Regions from separate parts of the Homo sapiens genome. Here region 2 is linked to region 1. A link is a loop called in an ENCODE intact Hi-C map of the cell type or tissue named here. Cell type or tissue: CD4-positive, alpha-beta T cell. All regions are shown on one strand. Each heading gives the region's core, and the rest is flanking DNA. Links, peaks and the distances in the headings are about the cores only. Region 1 overlaps LAMA4 (laminin subunit alpha 4). Region 2 holds the start of LOC124901375 (a long non-coding RNA gene).

What was found. Hi-C counts contacts between places; a loop is a spot of excess contacts. Peaks named below come from ENCODE experiments on the same cell type or tissue, not always from the same donor. Only the 100,000 strongest peaks of a DNase experiment are listed, where the experiment ranks them.
Region 2: a loop joins it to region 1, with 27 times the contacts of the local background. A loop is called at or near these places in 6 of 110 quality-filtered maps.

Annotation. Positions count from the first base shown.
Region 1 is chr6:112,157,241-112,169,975 of GRCh38, reverse strand. LAMA4 (laminin subunit alpha 4) reads left to right here. Exons shown (of 39, transcript NM_001105206.3): 13 at 4,700-4,816; 14 at 11,096-11,244. Among named protein-coding and RNA genes, the nearest start is that of LAMA4-AS1, 73 kb to the left of the region's middle. RefSeq lists an enhancer at 6,335-6,384. In CD4-positive, alpha-beta T cell, for the core only: a CTCF peak has its summit at 6,459 (motif pointing right); a DNase peak (open chromatin) is centred at 6,465; H3K27me3 peaks cover 957 bases.
Region 2 is chr6:111,005,065-111,017,799 of GRCh38, reverse strand. It overlaps RPF2 (ribosome production factor 2 homolog), which reads right to left. Exons shown (of 10, transcript NM_032194.3): 7 at 9,663-9,762; 8 at 1,944-2,046. It overlaps LOC124901375 (a long non-coding RNA gene), which reads right to left and starts at 7,579. Exons shown (of 2, transcript XR_007059705.1): 1 at 7,537-7,579; 2 at 4,212-5,968. It also overlaps the pseudogene RNU6-906P. RefSeq lists an enhancer at 560-1,204. In CD4-positive, alpha-beta T cell, for the core only: a CTCF peak has its summit at 5,947 (motif pointing left); a DNase peak (open chromatin) is centred at 5,939.

The DNA.
Region 1 (12,735 bases), core at 2,466-10,465:
CAAAGTATCTGCTTAGGCACAAACCAGCCGATTTGCTGGTGGTTGGTAAATGTCAGGGTGTGTGCAAAACACAGTGGACTTTGTAAATGTAACAAGCAAGAGGACAGTGTTGCCTATATGAAGAGACTTCAGTTCTAAAAGTGAATGAATGCCAGAATAGCTTTTAAATAAACTTATACAGATTTTTTTAAACTTCATGCATATGGCTACCAAAAATTTGGCATTTTTGATTCAGACAGATGGTAGTGCTCATTTTAACTTTACCAAACAAACCCTTCTACTGCATACAAATGAACAGCATGAGCAAGATTTCAGGAAGGGAACAGCATAGCGTTGAGGAATTTGAAAGCCCTGCTCCACCTCAGTTCTCCTTCCTCTTCCTGATCTTTGGATCTGGCATTAGCCACAGTTGCACCCCTTTTGCCCCCATCTCTTCCCTCAGTGACTTCACCCAATCTCACTGCTTCAGTCCTTAAAAGGGATTTATTTGTGGGTCTGCATCCTTATTCAAAACTGAGCCCCACAGCACAACTTTCATATTTGTGTCTTTCTGCAGGAATAGCCACGTGGATTAGCCTTGCTATTACCTGCTGAAAACCAACACCTTTTTTCCTCCAATTTCCTTTCCTATTTTCTCATTCTTTCTTATTCTTGTCCAGGGTTCTCCTCTCCCCTCCAAGTCCCCAGGGTCTAAGTCAGCCCCTCCTGCTCTGGGTTCTCCAGTGATTTCTCCATTCCTTTGTGTCTCACTTGTGGATATTTTGGTCTGCCCCCTGCCTAGGGTCCCAGCTTCTCTCCCCTTGAGATTACTGCCAGATTCGATTTCAAGGTATCTCTAAATGTATAGAAACTATGTAACCAACCTTCATCAAATGCCTTCAATGGCTTCCTACTTAAGAAAGGTAAATTCCTCAGCCACCCATGATCTGAGTCCACCTACTGTTCCAGTGAATTTCTTGACTTTCCTACAAACTCTGCCTCTTAGCCACTGGAGACCGTGCACATTTTCTACTTATTGCCTTTGCTCATGGTGTCTCCTTTGCTCATCTCTCTCATCCATGAGTACTTCTGTCTAGCCTTTAAGCCAGGTTAAGTGTCTCCCTCTGTAGAGTGCCTCGCCTACTCATTCCAGTCCAGTGGTTCCTGCAGTCTTATATCCTTTTGAGAATTCAGTGAAAACTATGGAATATGCAGGCACACAGACACACACACAGACACACATGCACATACACACACATATATATCCCTGCCATGAGAAAAATGTGCACTTGTTCGCATGTATAAGATTGACAGGCAAGTTCAGGTAGTCCACCTTAACCCTGGGTTAAGAATGCTGGCTCGGTGGCTCACGCCTGTAATCCCTGCACTTTGGGAGGCCAAGGCAGGTGGATCACCTGAGGTCAGGAGTTCAAGATCAGCCCAGTCAACATGGTGAAACCCTGTCTCTACTAAAAATACAAAAATTAGCTGGGCATGGTGGTGGGCACCTGTAATACCAGCTACTTGGGAGGCTGAGACAGGAGAATTGCTTGAGTCCGGGAGGCAGCGGTTGCAGTGAGCTAAGATTGTGCCATTGCACTCTAGCCTGAGTGACAAGAGTGAAACTCCACCTCAAAAAAAAAAAAAAAAAGAACACTAGCTGCCAGAAGGAGTCCTTCCTTCCTCTCTACTGGTGCAGCCATTGGTTGTATCACTGGAATGATCACCAGGCTTCATCACACTAAGCATATATTCTTCTATGTTCCTGTCTAGGAGTCACTCCTTTTTTTTTTTTTTTTGAGACGGAGTCTCGCTCTGTTGCCCAGGCTGGAGTGCAGTGGCGCGATCTCAGCTCACTGCAAGCTCTGCCTCCCGGGTTCGTGCCATTCTCCTGTCTCAGCCTCCTGAGTAGCTGGGACTACAGGCACCCGCCACCACGCCCGGCTAATTTTTTGTATTTTTAGTAGAGATGGGGTTTCACCAGGATGGTCTCCATCTCCTGACCTTGTGATCTGCCTGCCTCGGCCTCCCAAAGTGCTGGGATTACAGGCGTGAGCCACCGCGCCTGGTGGAGTCACTCTTGATTGCTGAATGCATAACTCTGTGTGTGTGTGTGTGTGTGTGTGTGTGTGTGTGTGTGTGTGTGTGTGTGTGTGATGGTATGCATCTAGTCTAACCCCACTAGACCGTGAGCATCCAAGGGCAGCACTCCAGCCTTGCACAAATTGTATCTTCCTAGCACCAAACACAATAACTTGCATTTGTTACATCTATTGATGAACAGATGGATGGACAAATGCTTGGAGCACTGTCAAGTAATACAGATTTGATTTATGTACACTGGTTCTTCATGATCACAAATACTCTTATTTCATATTAACTTGGACTTCTAAATTACTAAACACTACTTTCACCATTCTTTTGCATACTTTTGCAAAATATCATGAAATTTTAATTCCTTCCAACAAAATTTAAAATCCAATGTTTTATTTATAGTCTTTCCTACGACAAATAGATTTGAATGGATCTGACCTTACTGGAATTTGACTCTGTGTTTTAGAAAACAAACTTAAGTGGGTTTGTTGTTGTTGTTTTGAGACACAGTCTTACTCTGTCACCCAGGCTGGAGTACAGTGGCACAATCTTAGCTCACCACAACCTCCACCTCCTGGGTTCAAGCAATTCTGTTGCCTCAGCCTCCCAAGTAGCTGGGATTACAGGCATGTGCCACCACACCCGGCCCAAATTTAATTGTTTTAATTTTACATTTCACTATTACACCTACAGCATGGGCTAGAAAAGAATAATCCCCAAATTTCAGTTATCATACAAAACCAAAAAAGTACCCACAGAGCTTAATCATTTTGACATGTACCAACAGTAGCCATACAACTAGCAATTACATTATTTTGTCATCTTACCTCTATCTCCAAAGGGTAACAGAATGATTAAAAACTTATCAGATGAACATGAGATTGTATAGTTTAAAAGTAAGTAAAATACTCCTTCAAAAGCACTGTTTAGGGATTACTATATACCCAAGCTTTACCTTCCCAGGACTGTTTTTTGTTGTTTTTGTTGCTGTTGCTGTTGCTGTTGTTGTTGTTGACCGTGGAACTTTTTCTATTTTTTTGCATATGTAATATGCACAGTGAAGCATGCTGAATAGTGACAATTGTGTCATTTTCATAATTATCAGTTTTCAACATTTTACTTTGTTCAAGTTGACCACTTTTCTGTGGAAATATCTTTATTTGTTTCAAAGCTAATTTTATTCATTTCTGTCTAATGCTATATACGGTAAGTGGGAGAAACTCATTAACTTGAAGCATATTGTTTTTCATCTACTGCAAATAAGCTTATATACAGTGCTATTAGCACACAGCTTTGAAGTTTGTCTCTGACTTCAGGGTGTTAGCAGTGTTCTCCCGCAGTCACCCAGAGAGAACTTACAGAAGGGGTAAAGAACACTGTAAAAGGAAAACAGTTCTGTGAGAGGTAAATAATACCAACCTTTTTTCAACTCCCTTCTTTTACATATTTTAATACACATATTTTACAGTATTGCTTTTGCTGTATAACTCCCAGTCTTTGTAAAGATAAGAATAATTGATCTCAGATAGTCACACTGTATTAGGCTTGATGGATATTCAGGGAAAATTGTTTCTTTAAAAATGTTCTTGCATTAAGAGGATGTTCAAATGTGATTCTTTTCTGTCTCTAGACCTACACCTACCCCATAACAACATATCTGGAGAAGATGGGTTCCATTCTTCCTTTTCTTTAAGCCAGAAAAGACTGCAGGGAGTAAGAAAGGACATTAAGATGAACTTAAAAAGCTTTAAAGTATTTCCTTCTCTATCTAGGCTTCTATAATTATTTCTATGATATTCTAGATTACACTATAATGTATATTTCAACTCTGACTTGTTACTATTTCTAAGGTAACTTCAACTCATTTTTCACTCAAATTGTAAAATGAGTCTTTTACTTTTCCCTCCTAAAGTTTCTTTCTATGTTTCTTTCAAACTCTAAACTCATTGGAAGCCCCATAATATTTCTTCAGAATCACAATGTCCCTGCCTCTAGAACCTAAAAGTGATGGTAGAAATTAAAGTACTCATCAAGACATGTATTAGTATTTACTTTCCCTTCTCAAAACATCTGAGCATTTACAATAAAGAGCTCTGAGAGGTATGAAGCAAGATTAAAATTTGATGCTTTAATAGTAGGGCCATTTTTAATTTTTAAAAGGACATAATAAGATTATTTTTGTATATTCTCTGTTCCTGTCCAAATGGGCTGTTTGTGTCAGGCCCAAGGCTGGCACATGATAAATACTTTTTGAATTAATTCATATTCCAATCACTGCAAATATAGAGCCTGTGTTCAATCCTTTCTCCATAGTCCTCTTTTATATTCTGGGAAAAAGAGACAAATGCCCTCTCTAAGGCGCTAGCTCTCTTTGAAATGACGGTGTTATAATAATCCTCCGTATGTCTAATCTCCCAAGATTCTTACTGTTGTTATCTCTGTATTATAAATGAGAAAGCAGCATCAAACAGGTAGCATTCCCCAAAGGCACACAGCAAGGATGGAGCTGGGATATGAACCCAGATTTGTCTGAGTCCAAAGAGAGCAAGTTGACATTTACTGCTCTCCCCAACGCTTTCCCTAAAGACATATTCACTTCACTCTCCCTTACTCTTCCTTCCCGCAGAAACAACAGGAAAGAGTGAGGGAACAAATGGAAGTGGTGAACATGTCTCTGAGCACATCTGCGGACTCTCTGACAACACCTCGTCTAACTCTTTCAGAACTTGATGATATAATAAAGGTAAGGACGCACGTGACTTGTTCAGGTTTGTATTTCCAGCAGGTTACAACAGCAGCTCAGTGTCACAGAATAATAATAAATTCATATCTAACCAGTGAGCAGGCATTATAAAGATCAGATGACTGAATGTTTTAGTTTCTTGCACTGTACGATGACCACCAGCCACATATGACTACTTAAATTTAAATTACTTAAAATTAAATAAAATTAAAATTTTAATTCTTCAGTCACATTAGCCACTTTTCAAGTCCTCAGCAGCCACATAGCTAGCAGCTACTATATTCAGTGGCACAAGCATTGTGCAGAAACAGGCATTGCGCCACTGAATATAGTGGAACTTCTTGCAGAGAGTTCTATTGAAAATGCTGCTCTCGATCCATCCTACTCACTCTTCACTCATAAAGTTGTGTTTGATAAATCTGGCATTCAAAATCAATAAAAGTCACATTTTGTAAAAGTAGAAAATTTCCAATAAAATGCAGTGAACTGAACTATCATGAAATTACTCTTAGTTCATTTTATTACCTTTCGAAAGATATCACTTTAAGGTCATTTGATTGTCCGTTGACTATTTCAGCACCAAACTGTCTTTCTCTCCAAACTGACTCCCATCACTCTCCTTGGTGACAGCAAAATCCATATGGATGAAGTCACCGACTCTCTGACCTCCAGCTCCTTGAACTTGCCCTTTCCAGCAAGCTTATCCTCCAGTCCACCTCTGTTTTCCCACCTATGGCCATACCCAGATCTTGTCCTCAGTAACAGTACCTCCTCCCAAACCCTAGTTTCAAGCACCTCCCTCCCAGAGCACCATCTCCTATCTCACTTATTCTAGAATGCCCACTCCAGTAATTCTCTGGCCACATGGAGACCTCCCTGCCTTTTTTACCGTACCCCTCTCATGTCCTTTCTTCCCTCCTTAAGCAGCTCAAATTATCAAATATAATAATTCTTTCAAAATACCCTTAACTACCATATCTGCCTGTTCCTCTGTTGTACCTACCTGAGATTTCTGACTCATCCCCAGCACCATGGCCATACCAGAGCAGCTGCATGCGACTGGTGGGAACCCACTTCCCATGCTATCAGTTCTGCCTGGTGACTTGGCTTCCTGCTTTCTGAAAAATTAGAAACAAAGAGAAGAGAACTCCCTTCATCCTTCCTCCCCAGATCCGCCGGCCCGCCTGCATCTGTGCCCACACCTCTGCCTCCCCTCCGTTGTAAGCATTCCTTCTCCTGCCCGGCCTTGAAAACAGGTTGCAGGGTTTCACTCCTCAAGTTATGCCCTTTCTTCTGAATCATCCCGTTCTCATTCTTTACTTAATCATTACCATCAGCGTACAAACGTGCTGTACTATCTCCTATCTTTTAAATATCAAAAAGAAAAAAGCCCTGTAAAAAAATCTTTTATAAAGCTTGCATCCCCTCTAACTTCTGCCCTACCATTCTGCTCAGCTTCACAGCAAAATGTCTCGAGTGACTTATCATTGCTGTTTCTACCTCCCAGACTCCCACTGTCCCCTATACTCGGCCGTTTCTGAAGGGGGTTCCATCCCCTTCACTGAGACTGTTCCTGTCCAGGTCACCAGCGACCCGCCTGTCTCTCCCGGGCTTTCTCAGCCCTCCCTCCTCTAAACACCAGGTGGCGCCCTTGTCCTGGCTGCTCTGGTACCGCTCATGGCCTCTACCCTGGCTAGCGGTTTCTTCCCAGCCCCCTTTGCTAGCCTCGCCTCTGCACACCCTCTAAGTGGTCAATATTTTAGGCTCTGCAGGCCACGTACAACCACTGTCTCTTATTTTTTTCTGGGTTTTGTTTGTTTTTAATTTTTTTTTACAACCGTTTAAATATGTAAGATATATTCTCAGCTCAACAGGCTTTGGTTTGGTGCAGTGGCTCACGCCTCTAATCCCAGCACTCTGGGAGGCCAAGGTGGGGGAAAGTGCTTGAACCCAGGAGTTCAAGACCAGCCTGGGAAACATAGTGAGACCCCCTCTCTACAAAAAAGAAAATTTTTTTTTAAATAGCTAGGCGTGGTGGTGCATGCCTACAGTCCCAGCTGCTCAGGAGGCTGAGATGGGAGGATCACTTGAGCCCGGGAAGTGCAGGCTGCAGTGAGCCGTGATGGTGCCTCTGCACTCCAGCCTGGGTGACAAGGTGAGACCCTGTCTCAAAAAAAAAAAAAAAAAAAAAAAAGATTTGAGCTGCACTTGACACTGGGCCATGTTGATCTCTGCTCTGGATAATGAATGGCTCTGTGCTTGGTCCTAGGCCTTCTTTTCTACCTATACTCTCTCCCTAGCTGATCTCATTGACTCCCTTGGCTTTAAAGAACAATTACACACCAATGAATACACAATTATACCTCCAGCTATGACACCTCCACGGAGTTCCAAACTCCTATATCCGAGTGCTAACTTGACATTTTCAAGTCAGAACTCAGTACGACTGTAATAAAGTCACAGTCTCATCTATGATGTATTAATAATAGACATATCAAACTTGACATGTCTTAAATAAAACCCACTCCTTCCCCAGTCTTCTCCATCTCAATAAATGGCACAACCCAATTGCTCAAATCAAAACTCCAGAGTCACTACTGCTTTCTCCTTTCTCCTTATCTCTAAAATGAATCTTGATTTCTTTCTTTCTATTTTATTTTATTTATTTTTTTATTGTTATTTTTTTTGAGACGTGGCTTCATCCTTGTTGCCCAGGCTGGAGTGCAATGGAGTGATCTCGGCTCACTGCAACCTCTGCCTCCTGGGTTCAAGCAATTCTCCTGCCTCAGCCTCCCGAGTAGCTGGGATTACAGGCATCCACCACCATGCCCGGCTAATTTTTTGTATTTTTAGTAGAGATGGATTTTCACCATGTTGGCCAGGCTGGTCTCAAACTCCTGACCTCAGATGATCCACCTGCCTTGGCATCCCAGAGTGCTGGGATTACAGGCGTGAGCCACCACACCAGGCCTTGAATCTTGATTTCTGACCACTTTCCTTGTCTCTACTGCTGCTCTTTGGTCCAAGTCACCTCATCTACAGTTTAAATTGCCACCAGAGCCTCCTAGCTGATCCAACTGTCTCCACTCTTGTCCTTCAAGACATATTCTTTATGCAGTAGCAGAACAATCCTTTAAAAACATAACCAACATTATTTCTACTATAGACACTCCCCAGTGGCACTTAAAGTAAGAAACAAGCTCATTTTGTCATGGCCCATGAGACCCTACATGACCCAGCTCAGACCCACTTTTCTGACCACATACCCAACTCTTTTCTCACTCACTGCACTCCAGCCCAACAAACTCCTCTCTATTTTTCAAATATACCATACTTATTTCCTGCCTCAGGATTTCTGCACCTGCTGCCCTCAGATCTTCAAATGGCTGGTGTCCTTATGACCCTGACATCCAAATGAACCCCTTACCCCACTCACTCCTCATCCCACCCCACCTGTCATATGTTATTCAAAATATCTTTTACTCCCTGAAATTAGCTTGTTTGCTTGTTTGATCACTTGTTTATTACCTGTATCTCTCCCACTAAACTGTAAATTCCTTGAAAGTGGAGACTGTGTTCAAAGGTATTCTACCCCCAGAAGAGTTCCTGGTCCATAATGAGCACACAGGGAATATTTGTTGATGGAATGAATGAGTAAAAGTGGTATGTCCATGGTCTATTTTCCACTTATACAATTAAAAACATTTTTTTCAAAGTATTGTTCCCCAGATGACCAACCAAAATGGCTAGAGGTTTAATACTGCCTCCATAAAAGTAAACCCTTTGTACTACAAACCCTTTGTGCTACATTCTGGGATTACAAAAATAAGTTAAACTCAGTTCCTGCCTCCTAGGATTGTATGATGTGATGAGTTAAATAATCACTTAAAATTATTACAATCATTTGACACATGAATGAATAATAAAAACACATGGCAACACTTAACTCATCCTGAGGAGGTTAGGGATGGCCTCAAAAAGGAAGTGATATTTGAGCTGAATTTGAAAGGAGGAGTAGAGCTTTCCAGGTAGATTAGACAGAAAATAAAGGAAAATTATTCCAGAAAGGGAAAATATTTGCAGAGGTAAGAGACCAGAAAAAATTGTGGAGCATTAAAACAACAACCAGTTGGTCAAGATTAGACCATGGGATATAGCAGGTTGGGGGTCATGAGAATTGATGAAATTGGTGAGAGAAGAGCGGTCAGCTGATGATGTCATGCTTAGAAATTGGACTCATTCCTGCAAAGCAACTGGCTGATTCTGAGAAGGGAAATAACATGGTCAGATTTTCTTAATAGGAAGATTACCTTTCCTGCAAGACAGTGGAGAATGGATTAGAATACTCAAAGACTGCCCTCAGAGAAAGAAGTGAGATCACTCAGGGGAGAGGAAAGGGCTGGGAGTCAAATGCCAAGTTTCACGGTCTCTTTCTTGGTCAGGGAAAGAGGAGACCCAGGAGATAGCATAGTCACAGAAGCTAGGAAAAGAAAAGAGTTTTAAGCAAAGACAGTGGCCAACACTGTAGCAAACCACAGATGGGTCCAGTAAATAAGGATGGGAAAATGTCAAGTGGATCTGGAGATTTGGGGCCAGGTGTTGGTGATCTTGGCAAGAAACATTTCTGTAAAGTGCACTGTGTCAAAGCAAGAGAAAAAGCTAGAAGGGAGCCTAAAGTGAAAGAATAAGGTTTTTTGTTTGTTTGTTTGTTTGTTTTGTTTTTTGACGGGAGATACTTGAGCATGTTTATATCTGAGAAGAGTCAGTAGCTAGAAAGCAAGAATGAATAACGGGGTTACCAAGACAATGGGGCAGCATGCTTTATACAGAAAATGAACATTTTCCTCTTAAAATTGGAGAGAAATTTTTGTGTAGGTGTAGCTATAAATACATCTATAGAGTTTGCGGGGAAGGGCTGGGGGCTGGTTGCAAAAAGCTGGGGAAATACCTGTTCATTGGTTTTGGAGTCTCTGAGGGAGTTAACCAATAAATAGTGACCCTTTCCAGAACCCAAGTTCTAAACAGGTGGAAACATAAATAAAATAGTAAATACAGAGACCAAGGAGGTTGCCTTATTTCTGAAGCAGCTAAGCAGCAGGCATGGCTTTAGGTCTCTTAGCCAAGTGGGGTAGCTGACATTCAGTCCCAGTATTAAGCAGCTGTGCCCACCCAGACAGGCAACACCGTAAGGCTTAGATGGGGGTTCTGCCCAGAATAGTTTTAACATGGAGGAACACAGGAAAACTCAGGCTTTCTGCTGGCAGCTTGCTCCCAGGACAAAGAAGGGTGGAGTTGAGCAGAGCCTATAGAGTTATTCTTCCCAAATTTACCCACAAAATCAACCACTCCCCTCTCACAGGAGTAGAGTGAGGAAAGGGGTAGAGAGGTCTGGAGTTTCACTCACTGTGCTCCCTGCATATAAAGGAGACATCAGAAGTGTGGAAGAAGTGTCCCCCACTAACAGTTTATGACCTCCAAATAAAAAAGAAAATAAAGTGATCTGTTTACAATCAGATGGGGGTGGGTGAAGGAAATGTTGGCTTAGGAATCATGACAATGTTTAGAATCACTATTTGGGTGACTAGGAGAACAAATCTCTTTGCAGCATTGAGGGGCCAGCCAAGGCTGAAACTCACGGGTTTGCAGGAACATCCGTCTACACAGTTGCACGATCTTTAAGCAAAATCGTAGGTCTGTGGTTGTATTAAAAACCAAGAGAGCCTGTGTTACAAGGTGATTTTTAGGAAGTAGTCAGTCACCTGAAAGGTAACTGAAAGGTCAGATGAAAACTGAATGATGTCCATTAGATTTAGTAACTTAGATGTAATTAACTTCTCTTTTGGTAGAGTAATGGAGTAGAAATCAGACAGGACTAGGTCAAAATAGGAAATATAAAGTGAGAGAAAATAGAGACAACATATATAAACAACTTCCATTTTTTGAAATATGTTGCTATGAAGAGAGCAGAAAAGTATTGTAGTAACATTAGGGACATGTGTGGATAATTGAAGGTTTTAGTTTAGTTTTAGTTTTTAGGTCTGAAATGGTAGAGCATTTCTGGGTTGTGAATGCTAGCTAGGGAAGCAATCAATACAGAAGAAAGAGCTGGCAATGCGGGATAAATAGACATATACTTACAGTATTTTAGACTTATGTGGTCCTGCACTGAAATTTACTGACCTTCATAATAAGAAAGAACAGAGATTATCTTTTGGTGCCTAGGAAAAATGTTTTAAGTTCTTCTAAATTCAATGTATTTATTAAAATTTTTTTCTTTAGAATGCGTCAGGGATTTATGCAGAAATAGATGGAGCCAAAAGTGAACTACAAGTAAAACTATCTAACCTAAGTAACCTCAGCCATGATTTAGTCCAAGAAGCTATTGACCATGCACAGGACCTTCAACAAGAAGCTAATGAATTGAGCAGGTAATATCCTGGTTTTAGAAATGCAAATATCTACATGGGGTGAATAAAATATTACTATTCAATTCCATATGTCAGAACTACTGGGATACAATTTTACCAGGTTGATTAAGGTTGGGTATGCTTATGTGTTGATATGTTGGTTGGTTGGTTGGTTCCTTGGTTGCTTGGTTGGTTGGTTGGTTGGTTGGTTGTTCCATCTGAGAGTCCATCATTGTTCATTGCAATTGTTTGGGGGAGCTGGTCTTTTTTATTTAAAAAAAATCTGTCATATTAAAGGTCTGTGTTCCGGGAAGAGGGGGGTGTCTGTTCCACAATTTTTAGTAGGATGACCAAAGACAATGTATAAAACATTGTCAAATAAATCAGATCCCTTTAGAAGGTCTAATTCTAACATTACCTATTTATTTCATAGACAGCATTATCTTTCCACACCCAAGTGTCTTAAGTAAAACTGGTCGGGAATTGGCAATATAACTGACTTCTGATAAATACTCCACAGTGCCCAGCAGGAACTATTTGATTTCAACACCTGTTAAGAGAAAATCAATTGGCAATTTTCCTCCCAGCACCTAGAATAGAATCACACACCTCTTGGACACTCAATTAATGTTAACTGAAAAGTACTGAAAGATCAGAATTGAATTCATGACCCTGAAATAATAGGCAAATAATGAGATCATTATAGAGAAAGACTAGGAAAAAAGGACCAGTAAAGGTCATTAATAAAATAAGAACCAATATTAACTTCTGTTCAAAATATAAATCACCTTCTTATTCTTGATTGCCAAAATTTTCAAACACTCTTCCAAATCTCCTACGAAGAGAGAAGAAAAGAAAGAGAGAGGTCATATAAAATCTTGGTGTGTCAGTGGGTGAGACAGTGCCATATCCCACTCGGTATCATGGCCCTAGAAACATGAGCTTTTGATGAAGGCAATAAAATGGAGCTTAGAAAAAACACTATTTTGATAATATACTATATTAGCAGAATGTTGTTTTTGAGATCCATCTTATGGCTCTCTTCATTATTCTTTTGTCATTTTGTACCTACATCCCATTCATTGGGATTCCAAAATATAACTTCTGTGTATAATGCCACTCTGCAACAAACAGTGTTCCAGCATGATTCTAAGACAGTTACTACATGCTTTACGTGAAACATGATCCAAAATATCAATCACCCTCAAGTCCTTTTGTATTTAGAATATTTCTGACTATATATTCATGAAAGCATTTCAACTTAGAGACATCTTCATTCAAAAGGTGAGTATCCTTCCATATCTGTCTGGTGTACACAATGATTTACGTGCTATGCTCGAACAAAGATAAACAAAATTCATTAAGAAGCTTCCATTTCAATAGCACATGTTTAATTTGAATACTGAGTTAGTACTTGTTCTGTGCCTAGTATTAAAAGCAAAGTAATAAAGGCTTTGTTTCATGATCTTTGGTACATCTTACCACTCTCGCCAGCAAAATTTTAAAATATTA
Region 2 (12,735 bases), core at 1,541-9,540, 1.2 Mb after region 1:
GAAGTGAGGAGCGTCTCTGCCTGGCTGCCCATCGTCTGGGATGTGAGGAGCCCCTCTGCCCGGCTGCCCAGTCTGGGAAGTGAGGAGCGCCTCTTCCCGGCCGCCATCCCGTCTAGGAAGTGAGGAGTGTCTCTGCCCGGCCGCCCATCGTCTGAGATGTGGGGAGCGCCTCTGCCCTGCCGCCCCGTCTGGGATGTGAGGAGCGCCTCTGCCCGGCCGCGACCCCATCTGGGAGGTGAGGAGCGTCTCTGCCCGGCCGCCCCGTCTAAGAAGTGAGGAGCCCCTCCGCCCGGCAGCCGCCCCATCTGAGAAGTGAGGAGCCCCTCCGCCCGGCAGCCGCCCCGTCTGAGAAGTGAGGAGCCCCCCCATCCGGCAGCCGCCCCGTCTGGGAAGTGAGGAGCGTCTCCGCCTGGCAGCCGCCCCGTCCAGGAGGGAGGCGGGGGGCAGCCCCCGCCCGGCCAGCCGCCCCATCCGGGAGGGAGGTGGGGGCGCCTCCGCCCAGCCGCCGCCCCGTCCGGGAGGTTGGGGGCACCTCTGCCCGGCCACCCCTTCTGGGAAGTGAGGAGCCCCTCTACCCGGCCGCCACCCCGTCTGGGAGGTGTACCCAACAGCTCATTGAGAACGGGCCATGATGACGATGGCGGTTTTGTCGAGTGGAAAGGGGGGAAATGTGGGGAAAAGATAGAGAAATCAGATTGTTGCTGTGTCTGTGTAGAAAGAAGTAGACATAGGAGACTCCATTTTGTTCTATACTAAGAAAAATTCTTCTGCCTTGGGATGCTGTTGATCTATGACCTTACCCCCAAGCCGGTGCTCTCTGAAACATGTGCTGTGTCCACTCAGGGTTAAATGGATTAAGGGCGGTGCAAGATGTGCTTTGTTAAACAGATGCTTGAAGGCAGCATGCTTGTTAAGAGTCATCACCACTCCCTAATCTCAAGTACCCAGGGACACAAACACTGCGGAAGGCCGCAGGGTCCTCTGCCTAGGAAAACCAGAGACCTTTGTTCACTTGTTTATCTGCTGACCTTCCCTCCACTATTGCCCTATGACCCTGCCAAATCCCCCTCTGCGAGAAACACCCAAGAATGATCAATTAAAAAAAAAAAAAAGAAAGAAAAAAAAAAAAGAACCACAATTACAGCATGTCATTAACTCTTTAATAAACATAGAATCTGCTTAAGAGTTTTTTGTTTTTTGTTTTTTCAGCGCCCTCACTCTGTTGCCCAGGCTGGAGTGCAGTGGCACAATCATGGCTCACTGCAACTTCCACCTCCCAGGTTCAAGCGATTTTTGTGCCTCAGCCTTCTGAGCAGCTGGAACTACAGGCATGTGCCACCACGCTGGGCTAATTTTTCTGGTTTTTTTTAGTAGAGATGGGGTTTCGTCATGTTGGCCAGGCTGGTTTTGAACTCCTGGCCTCAAGTGATCTGCCTGCCTCAGCCTCCCAAAGTGCTGAGATTACAGGTGTGAGCCACCATGCTCGGCCTGCTTAAGATTTATATTTATATTGTGGTAGGGGTAGAAGGCCTAGGCTAGAGAGACAGAGTGAAATGAATCTAGCCACTGAATCTTCTTATTCCTTTTAGACTCAATTGTTAAGACTTAGGGTTTTGAGATTTGCTTTGCCTAGCCAAGGATTTGTGGCTTAGTGCTGTAAATCCAACCAAGAACAATAAAGAGATGCTGCATAAAGCTAGGAAGGGTTGGTGCACCTGGCTCAGCGACAGTGCAGCATCAGATGCTCTGGGGCACTGGAAAAGTAGGGTTTCAGAGGCAAAGGACTGAGGATCAGCACAGAGCTGCTGTCACTGCTATCCTGCCAACTCTCCAAGAAACCTTTTGGCCAGATACCAATTCTAAGTTTGGGCTCTAAAAAACAGTCACACAGTTTTAAACACTAACCCTGAGGATTAAGAAAATATGTGAAGAAATGCACTTACTTATAGCTTCGAAAGTAAATCTTCCCATTCAGTGCAGTGAAGTGCAGAACATACTCTAATCCAGCCAGGCGGATATTTGATACTGTGGGGCCTCTGAAGAAATCTAAAAGCACATATTAAATTATTAACAAAACAAAACAAATACTTGCAAAATTCAGTTACAAAGAACTGCACTCTAAACAGTTTTGCTCCAATACTTATCTAAAAAAGCACAAAAAATGATTCCTGAAAAATGTCTGAAGGTCCCACCCCTTAAGCATTTAATCTCATGACTTTATTTTGGTATTTTGGTGTTCAGTTCACTGAGACATTTAATGTTTCTGTTTTGAAGTTCTTCCTCTGAGTCAGCTCAGCATCAAAAAATCATATCCATTAAAAATACTAACTTTTAAAAAATGTAAATCAAAGCATAAAATTTTAATCTACTGGTAGATGAAGATAGCAAATTTCTATAAAAATGGCTGTTCAAATTGACTATTAAAATCAAATTAGCCTTAATTTTTTTTTCTATGAGGGAGGCCAACAAGAAAAAAACTCTAATAAGAAATCTTGATTATATGAACAAAGGATAAGAAACTTTATAAACTGTTAATGCCAGAAAAGAACCTTGCATATCAGTGATAGTCTTTTTTCTCACAAAGTGGTAATCATACCACCGGTGGCACATGAGAGCATTTTAATGATACAAAGCCAGATATAATTTACTACGTATTTATTTTATCCTGTACCATTCTCCATTTACAATAGGGACATAAAATTTCCTTTTAAAAAGAGTAGTCAGCCATGCACAGTGGCTCATGCCTGTCATCCCAGCACTTTGGGAGACTGAGGCGGGCGAATTGCTTAAGCTCAGGAGTTTGAGGCCAGGCTGGGCAACATGGTGAAACCTCATCTCCACTAAAAGTATAAAAAATTAGCCAGGTTGTAGTCCCAGCTACTGGAGAGGCTAAGGTGGGAGGATTGCTGATCCCACCACTGGACTCAGTGAGAACGACAGAGCAAAACCCTGTCTCAAACAATAACTTAAAAAGAGGAGTCAATTAAAAGAAAATCTCCAGTGAACTGCACGCTAAGGATACTACACAGACTTGGCTATGAAAGAAGTTTGGAAAACAAGTGTGATATCTTAATTTTACAGCTGAGAAAATCGAACCTCAAGGAGGCTAAATGGAAATTCATGAATAACATTTGGCTAAGATAAAAGGTCTATATAAAAGTTTATCCAAGTTTGCTTAGGAAGAGCTGCCCAAGGCAGGTGATGTAGTAAGTGGGAAATTCTGTTCTAGTCCCATTCTGTAGCCACCTAGCATTTTCCTTCCTGCTTCCCATTAGCCCATAAGATGCAGATTATCTCCATGTGCACAGATGAACGCATCTTTTGTTGTCTGCTTTTCCTTTCTTGTGCTTAACCAAAAGAAAATCACAGGCCAGGTGCAGTGGCTCATGCCTGTAATCCCAGCACTTTGGGAGGCCGAGGCGAGCAGATCATGAGGTCAGGAGATCAAGACCATAGGGGCTAACACAGTGAAACCCTATCTCTACTAAAACCACAAAAAATTAGCCAGGTGTGGTGGCAAGTGCCTCCCTAGCTACTTGGGAGGCTGAGGCAGGAGAATCACTTGAACCTGGGAGGCGGAGATTGCAGTGAGCCGAGATTGCGCCACTGTACTCCAGCCTGGGCGACAGTGTGAGACTCAGTCTCAAAAAAAAAAAAACCCAAAAAACAAAAAACACAGCATTAACTTGTATAAAACAAACACAAGTGGGCAGGCACATTTATACACCACCCTCCTCTACTCCCCCAAACAAGAAAAAAAAAAAACTAATGAACATTTTTAATTTAAAAAAAGTACATATACTACATATATTTATACATATATTATGTACGGATGGGGTCTCACTATGTTGCCCAGGCTGGTTTCGAACTCCTAGACTCAAGCACTCCTCCTGCCTTGGTCTCTCAAAGTGCTGGGATTACAGGTTTGAGCCACCACGCCTGGCCTGGGACATTTTTATAAAACAAGTTTGTACTTTTCAAGATATTTTAATCTAAATATCATAATAAAGAGCTTTCCCATGATTTTGCCAAAGCCTGACTCTCCTTCAGTGGCCAAGTTAATAAAGCTCACTCATTGGTGTGGCATTACTGAAGTCAGAGTACTTCTGGGAAACGAAATATGTACATTCCAGTCTGCTCTGAAACAACTTTCATAATGCAAAATTTTCAGGACATCTGTGCTTTGGGAGAAAACTTTAGGAACACAATAAGCACATGGAAAAGTACTCTTTATTAAGTCAAAATTTCTAAGACTATGAATATAAAAGGATTTTCAGTCTGTATCCAATAGTTCTAACCAGCCATCCTTTTATTACAACATTTTCTCTTAACTGCCAAACTGAAATTTCACTAAAGTTTGCAAATCATCAAGGTAACACAAACAAGTAATGAATGAAAACGGGAGGGCATAAATGGTAGTACTTAGTAACCGGAAAGCAAATATGTCTAACAGCATGATATTTTCTGGCTAGAACACAACAGAGTATTGTTTACACATGAATACCATTGGCAAGAATCCATTCACTTAATAAATTGTACCAGAGCACCTATTATGCAAAGTGATAAATGACATATAGCATTTTTCTATCAGGGGCCCTGCATTCTAGGTAGATATGAATACATACAAACAACTGCAATTTAAAGTAGCACATTAAAAGGAGAACAGTATAAACCATTCTGGAAGTTCTGAGGAGAGAAAGATCATTTCTAGTTGGGAAAGACGTCATGCAAGTGGTATATACACTGTTAGGATTTTGACCAAGAAGTATGATAAATAACTTTATGAACTTGATAACCTAAAGTATAATAATACTGTATAAATAAAAGCATGGCTGGGCACGGTGGCTCATGCCTGTAATCCCAGCACTTTGGGAGGCCAAGATGAGTGGATCACCTGAGGCCAGGAGCTTGAGACCAGCTTAGCGAACATGGCGAAACTCTGTCTCTACAAAAAATACAAAAATTATCCAGGCATGGTGGTGAATGCCTGTAATCCCAGCTACTCAGGAGGCTGGGGCAGAAGAATCGCTTGAACAGCTGATGCGGAGGTTGCAGTGAGCCAAGATTGCTCCATTGCACTCCAGCCTGGGTGACAGAGTGAGACTCCATTTCAAAAAATAAACAAATAAGAAATAAAAGCATGTACTTTGGAGAGACCTAAGTTCAAAACTTTAATATGCCACTTGGTAAATGCATGACCTTAGAAAAGCTACTCACCTGTCCAGGCCTCAGTTTTCTCAATTGTATAATGAAAATCAGAATTAAAAATTCCTCTACTCCAAATTTTTTTAAACAACCATATATATAATATGCTACCATTTAAGAAGGGAAGAATAGGCCACGCATGTTGGCTCACACCTCCAACTTTGGGAGGCTGAGGCTGGAGGGCTGCTTGAGCCTAGGACTCTGAGACCAGCCCAAGCAATGCAGCAAGACCTCATGTCTACAAGAAATAAAAAAAATTAGCTGGGCGTGGTGACGTGTACCTGTGGTCCCAGCTACTGAGGGGAATGAGGTAGGAGGATTGCTTGAGACCAGAAAGTTAAGGCTACAGCAGTGAGCCATGATCATGCCACTGCACTCCAGCCTGGGCAACAGAGTGAGACCCTGTCTCAAAAAAAGAAAAAAAAAAAAAAATGATGTAAACAAATTAAGAATGAACAAAATGGGTATCTTGCATGAAAAAAAGTTAACTTTTCTTTCTGGTCAATTAAGAAAAAAAAAAAAAAGGAACTTCCTAAATGAAAGCCCTTCATACATTTCTTGCTCCCTACTGATATTTCATTTGAACACACAACATAAACCAAAGAGCAGTTGTTTTACTTCATATTTATACTGAAAACTCAACTTCCCTTGGTGCCCTACAGTCTGAATCTGTTCCTCTTCTACCTTTCTGCTTCTGTCCAGATTCCTTTTTGGTTTTCACTCCCTTCCCCTCACCACTGCATTATGTGATCATTCCTGCCATCTAGTGGAAGCACAAAATAATGAGAAGGTGGGGCTTATTAAAATACAAAAAACATTTAAACAAATGCAAACAAAAGCTCTCTCTGTTATAACAAATTGTAAGTATCTGCCTCACTGACAATAAACAATTATATGGGAGACCTAGGGGAAAGAGAAAAAGGCAGAAAATCTAGGTCAATGGAGTACAAGTAATGGAAATCTTAGCTGAAAATCTGGCTGACATTTTGGCTGGAAAAATACCCTTGACCAGGCACGGTGGATCACACCTATAATCTCAGCACTTTTGGGAGGCCAGGGCAGGCAGATCACTTGAGGTCAGGAGTTCAAGACCAGCCTGGCTAACATGGTGAAACCCAGTCTTTACTAAAAATATAAAAAATTAGCCGGGTGTGGTGGCATGCACCTGTGGTCCCAGGTACTAAGGAGGCTAAGGAAGAGAATTGCTTGACCCTGGGAGGTGGAGGTTGCAGTGAGCTGAGATCATGCCAGGGCAACAGAGTGAGACTATGTCTCAAAAAAAAAAAGAAAGAAAGAAAGAAAGAAAGAAAGAAAGAAAAATACCCTTGATAATTTGGGATATATAATATTGAGAGAAGGAAATATTAGTCATTGTCTTTCATGTATGAATTTAATTCATGGAAAATATGGATAAGAACCTATAAAGATTCTAGAAGGGATCATGGGAATATGTTTACCACAGGCAAGATGGACAGTAGGGGAAGAAAAGCTCAGGCTTTGGAAGCGTTGGGTTTCAACTTGGCCTTACCTACTTAATAGCTCTCATTTAACTTCTCAGAGCCCCTGTTTGTTTTCCCATCTGTGAAATGGGAATGTCATCAAACTCAAGAACTTTTGTAAAGATTAAACAGATAATAGTGGTTCTTAGTTTCTTTTTTAAAAAGTAGCTATTACTAATACGGGAAATAAATTCTAAAAATTATAATCCCAAGAATGGGTGACGTGTTTTTTTTTCCCCTAAAAATTATAATCCTGACAATAAAGACCATAAATAATCCCAAAAAGGGAAAATGAAAGCAATGTATTTGTCACAGTTTTTTTGGTGGGCTCAGATTTGTAAAGCATGTGCATACAACGTAATTTTATACCCCATCAATTTTTCAAAAGTGATCTACAGCAAAGTATATAAAAATTTAAAACAAGGGTAACAAGAAGTGTAGCATAAGCTTGTAAGCATGGTGCAAGAAAAGCTCAAATGGAATAAAGTAGACAAGGCCACTGAGCATCAGATGGAGGCCTCGCGGCTGTCAACACTAAGGTGAAATAGGACCATAAAGGACTGCTGCTTTGAGAGTATCAGTGTACTGTGCAGGAAAAGCTGAATCTCTCAATCCCCATGAGGGAAAAGAAGCAAAAAATTCAGTAAGAAGATTTTCTTAAATTGGAGAGAGCTAGGTGTGGTGGCTCATGCCTGTAATCTCACCACTTTGGAAAGCTGAGGCAGGTGGATTGCTTGAGCTCAGGAGTTTGAGACCAGCCTGGGCAATACAGGGAGACCCATATCTCTACAAAAAATTAAAATAAAAATTAGCTGGGCATGGTGGTGTGAACCTGTAGTCCCAGCTGCTCAGGAGGTAGAGGACTGCTTGAGCCCAAGAGGTCAAGGCTGCAGTAAGACGTGATCACACCAGTACACTCCAGCCTGGGTGACAGAGCAAGATGCTGTCTAAAAAGAAAAAAAAAAAAGAAAAAAAAAAAAATTGAGGGACAGAGAGACAGACCCAAGACCCTTTAAATTAGTACCAATCTCTTGGAAAATTAAATTACTTTCCAGAGTTATAAAAGAGCTGGCAAATATAATTGCAGAATGCTAAGTACTAATAACCTTTTAAAAATCATGGAGGCTGGGTGTGGGGGCTCACACCTGTAATCCCAGCACTCTGAGGGCTGAAGTGGGAGGATTGCTTAAGCCCTGAAGTTCAAGACCAGCCTGGGCAACACAGTGAGACCCCATCTTACAAAAAATTTTAAAAATTAGCCAGGCATAGTGGCATGTGCCTATGGTCCCAGCTACTTAGGAGGCTGAGGTGGGAGGATCACTTGAGCCTGGGAGGTTGAGGCTGCAATGAGCCATGATTGAGCTACTGCACTCCAGCCTGGGCATCAGAACACGACTTGCCTCATAAAGGAGAAAAAAATAGAAAAGGATGTAGTCCTTATATTCATTACACAAATCATTTAGAACTAGCATAGTTTGCTAGGTGTGGGTTATCTGTAGAACAACCTCACAAGGTTCTTGTTAGAATGAAGCAGTGTATATGAAGTGCCTACTATATGCCTGGCACTTAGGATGATGATGGTAATAAAGTAAAAATGAGCCAGGGCCTGTCGCAGTGGCTCATGCCTGTAATCCCAGCATTTTGGGAGGCCAAGGAGGGTGGATCGCCTGAAGTCAGGAGTTCAAGACCAGCCTGGCCAACATAGCAAAACCCTGTCTCTACTAAAAATAAAAAAAAAATTAGGCCTGGCGCAGTGGCTCACACCTGCAATCCCAGCACTTTGGGAGGGCGAGGCGGGTGGATCACGAGGTCAGGAGATTGAGACCATCCTGGCTAACACAGTGAAACTCCATCTCTACTAAAAATACAAAAATAAGCTGGGCATGGTGGCAGGTGCCTGTAGTCCCAGCTACTCGGGAGGCTGAGGAAGGAGAACGGTGTGAACCCGGGAGGTGGAGCTTGCAGTGAGCCGAGATCGCGCCACTGCACTCTAGCTTGGGCGACAGAGCGAGACTCCGTCTCAAAAGAAATTAGTCAGCATGGTGACGGGCACCTGTAATCCCAGCTACTCGGGAGGCTTAGGCAGGAGAATCGCTTGAACCCGGGAGGTGGAGGTTGCAGTGGGCCGAGATCACACCATTGTGCTCCAGCCTGGGCAACAGAGCAAGACTCTATCTTTAAAAAAAAAAAAAAAAAAGGAGCCAGGAAGGTCACTGAGGGCTTCCCGGAAAAGAAACTTGATGATCTGACACTTAAATGAATAGTAGAAACTGGATAAATAAGAGCAATATCAGAATACACAATAGAAATGTGAATAATATATTGGCAATAAACCCTTTCTAATGGAAAAAAAGAAGGCAATAGGAGATCAAGAAGGCCAAGCTACATTGGTTATATATTGTGAAAGGCCTTGTATATTCAACTCAGAAAAACTAATTAAGGTTTTTGAGTTGGAAGTCGGTGATACAAACAATCTTGAAATTTTAATCCCTCAACTTTCTAAATTTAATTTTAAATGATGCTAGGAATGACAGGAGATGGGTGCAGGAATTTTATAAAACACTATACAAGTAATACCTAAGTTACTAACACATCCAGAAATAATCATCTACACAGTACAACAGCTGCTTTAACTCTCCCGAGATACTTAGGTGCTTTCCTGCTGCTGGTAAGGGAAAAAAAAAAGAGAAAGGTCCAAAAAAAGGAGGAAAAAGAAGTTGTGCTCGCTTCGGCAGCGCATATACTAAAACTGGAACCATACAGAGAAGATTAGCATGGTCCCTGCGCAAGGATGGCATGCAAATTTGTGAAGCACTCCATTATTTTAAGTATATAAATATTATTTTTAAAATAAGAGAAAAAAGAAGTTACAAACCTAAAGTAGCAAAGTGCCACCAGTGAGAGTCTGAGACTGTCTTCCTGAGCTACCCTGAAGATAATAAATACTAAAATACTTACCAATAAGAAGACTTTTTAGTCTTCTATAATCTTCTGTTACATCGAAATCATCGCCAGCAAATATCAGCATGGGTTTTGTTCCCTCAGGACATTTACTGTTCTAAAAAAAAAAAAAAAAAGCAATTATATAATTACCAAAGTCTAAACTGTTTATATATTGATTTTGTTTTTTATTTTTATTTATTTTTTTTGAGATGGAGTCTCACTCTGTCATCCAGGCTGGAGTGCAGTGGCACAATCTCAGCTCACTGCAACCTCCACCTCCCGGGTTCAAGCAATTCTCCTGCCTCAACCTCCTAAGTAGCTGGGACTACAGGTGCACACCACCATGCCTGGCTAGTTTTTTTGTATTTTTCTTACAGACTGGGTTTCATCATGCTGGTTAGGCTGGTCTCAAACTCCTGACCTCAAATGATCCGCCTGCCTCAGCCTCCCAAAGTGCTGGGATTACAGGTGAGAGCCACTGTGCCTGGCCTATACTGATTTTAAAGTAGTCAATACTTTACACTAATTTATTTTCACATTTTATTAACTGTTCCAAAATGATGTCTGTGAATACTGATATTAGAGGCAAAAACAGAGGTGGGTTTTTTTTTCTTTTTAAAGAGACAGGGTCTCGCTGTGTTGCCTAGGCTGGACTCAAACTCTTGGGCTCAAGGCATCCTGCAAGTAGCTGGGACTACAGGTGCAGGCCTGGCTAAGATGACATTTTTAAGCTTCTAGACTTCTATACTAAAAAAAAAATTATTTGTTCCATTCATTTACATTACCAAATAAAAGATGGCAAAAGAATGATGTAAAGGGCTTTTTTAACATTAGTCTACGCAAAGAATAAAATTAAAAGTTACTCTTGCAAAAGGAAAACAAAACAAAACAAAACATAACACAACACAACCAACCAAGCAACCAAAATAGACTTCTGATGGCCAGCAACCCTGAATCAAAATAAATTTAAGGCCAGGTGTGACGGCTCATGCCTATAATCCCAGCACTTTGGGAGGCCAAAGCAGGAAGACAGCTTGAGGCCAGGAGTGAGTTCAAGACCAGCCTGGGCAACACAGTGAGACCTCATCTCTACAAAAAACCTTTTTTTTTTGAGACGGACTTTCACTCTTGCTGCCCAGGCTGGAGTGCAATGGCGCTATCTCGGCTCACCGCAACCTCCACCTCTCAAGTAGCTGGGACTACAGGCATGTGCCACCACGCCTGGCTAATTTTGTATTTTTAGTAGAGATGGGGTTTCTCCATGTTGGTCAGGCCGGTCTCGAACTCCCGACCTCAGGTGATCTGCCCGCCTTGGCCTCCCAAAGTGGTGGGATTACAGGCATGAGCCACTGCAACTGGCCAAAAAAAACTTTTAAAAATTAGCTGGGCATGCTGGTGAGTGCCTATGGTCCCAGCCACTCGGAACGTGAGGTAGGAGGATCGCTTGAGCCTAGAAGGTGGAGGCTGCAGTGAGCCATGATCGTGCCACTGTACTCCAGCCTGGGTGACAGAGTAAGACCTTGTCTCATGAATAAATAAGTTTAATTATAATTTATTTGTACCACTGTGCCTTTCCCACTATACCCTATAAAAAGTATTTTAAAATGAAGGCTATGGGCTGGGCACAGTGGTTCACGCCTATAATCCCACCACTTTCAGAGGCAGAGACGGGGCTGATCACTTGAGGTCAGGAGTTCAAGACCAGCCTGGCCAACATGGTGAAACCCTGTTTCTACTAAAAATAGAAAAAATTAGCTGGGCGTGGTGGTACACGCCTGTAGTCCCAGCTACTCCAGAGGCTAAGGTAGGATAATCGTTTGAACCCAAGAGACAGAGGTTGTAGTGAGCCGAGATTGCACCACTGCACTCTAGCTTGGGTGAGAGCGAGATGCCATCTCAATAAAAAAAAAATGAAGGCTATAGGCTAGGTGTGGTGGCTTACACTTGTAATCCCAGCACTTTAGGAGGCCAAGAAGGGCAGATCGCTTGAGCCCAGGAGTTTGAGACCAGCCTGGGAGACACGGTCTCTACAAAAAAATACAAAACAGGCTGGGCACGGTGACTCACCCTTATAATCCCAGCACTTTCGGAGGCTGAGGCAGGCGCATCACTTGAGGTCAGGAGTTTGAGACCAGCCTGGACAACATGGTAAAACCCTGTCTCTACTAAAAAACACAAAAATTAGCCAGGTGCAGTGTGCCTGTAGTCCCAGCTAGTCGGGGCTGAGACAGGAAAATTGCTTGAACCCAGGAGGTGGAGGTTGCAGTGAGCTGAGATAGCGCCACAGCACTCCAGCCTGGGCGACAGAGACTCCGTCTCAAGAAAACAATAACAAACAAACCAAATACAAAACAATTAGCCAGGTGTGGTGGTGCACATCTATGGTCCCAGCTACTTGGGAGGCTGGGGTGGAAGGATCACTTGAGCCCAGGGAAGTCCAGGCTGCCATGAGCCGTGCTCTTGCCACTACACTCCAGCCTGGGATACAGAGTAAGACCCTCAAAACAATAAATAAATAAAAATAAAATGAAGGCTAAATTAAACTACCAGCTGGACATTCACATGAGAAGTAATATAATTTTACATAAGCTATAGAAAGTATAGACCAATTCTCATCAGCAATGTTGAAACTCTTACTATAAAAAGTATTTTCACCAGTTGTAGATTTTCTACACCAAATAGAATGTGATGTGATTAAAAAGAGGATTTAGAAGCCACCAAAGAGGAAAAAATGAAATAGTAAAAATTCTTTAACTGGATGAGTAATTTATGGAGGAAGGTGAATGACTGTTGGTCTGAGCTTCCTATAAATTCTCTGTTCTGACCAAAAATCAAGAACTATCCAAAATCCAGCAACAAAAGAAAACAAAAAAAACAGTACAAAAACCAAACACCCTCTGCCCTAGGACCAGAGGTCACCTGTTGCTTTGCTGCTCACCATGACCACTCTTGTTGACATTCTCTACTTCCAAACCCGGAACCTTAACGGTCTATACTTAGGAGATGGAGATGTGCCTAACATCTGTCTGTCTGATACAGAAGCTGAAAGGACGTTCCAGATCTAACAAGTCTTCCATGCTTCAACCAC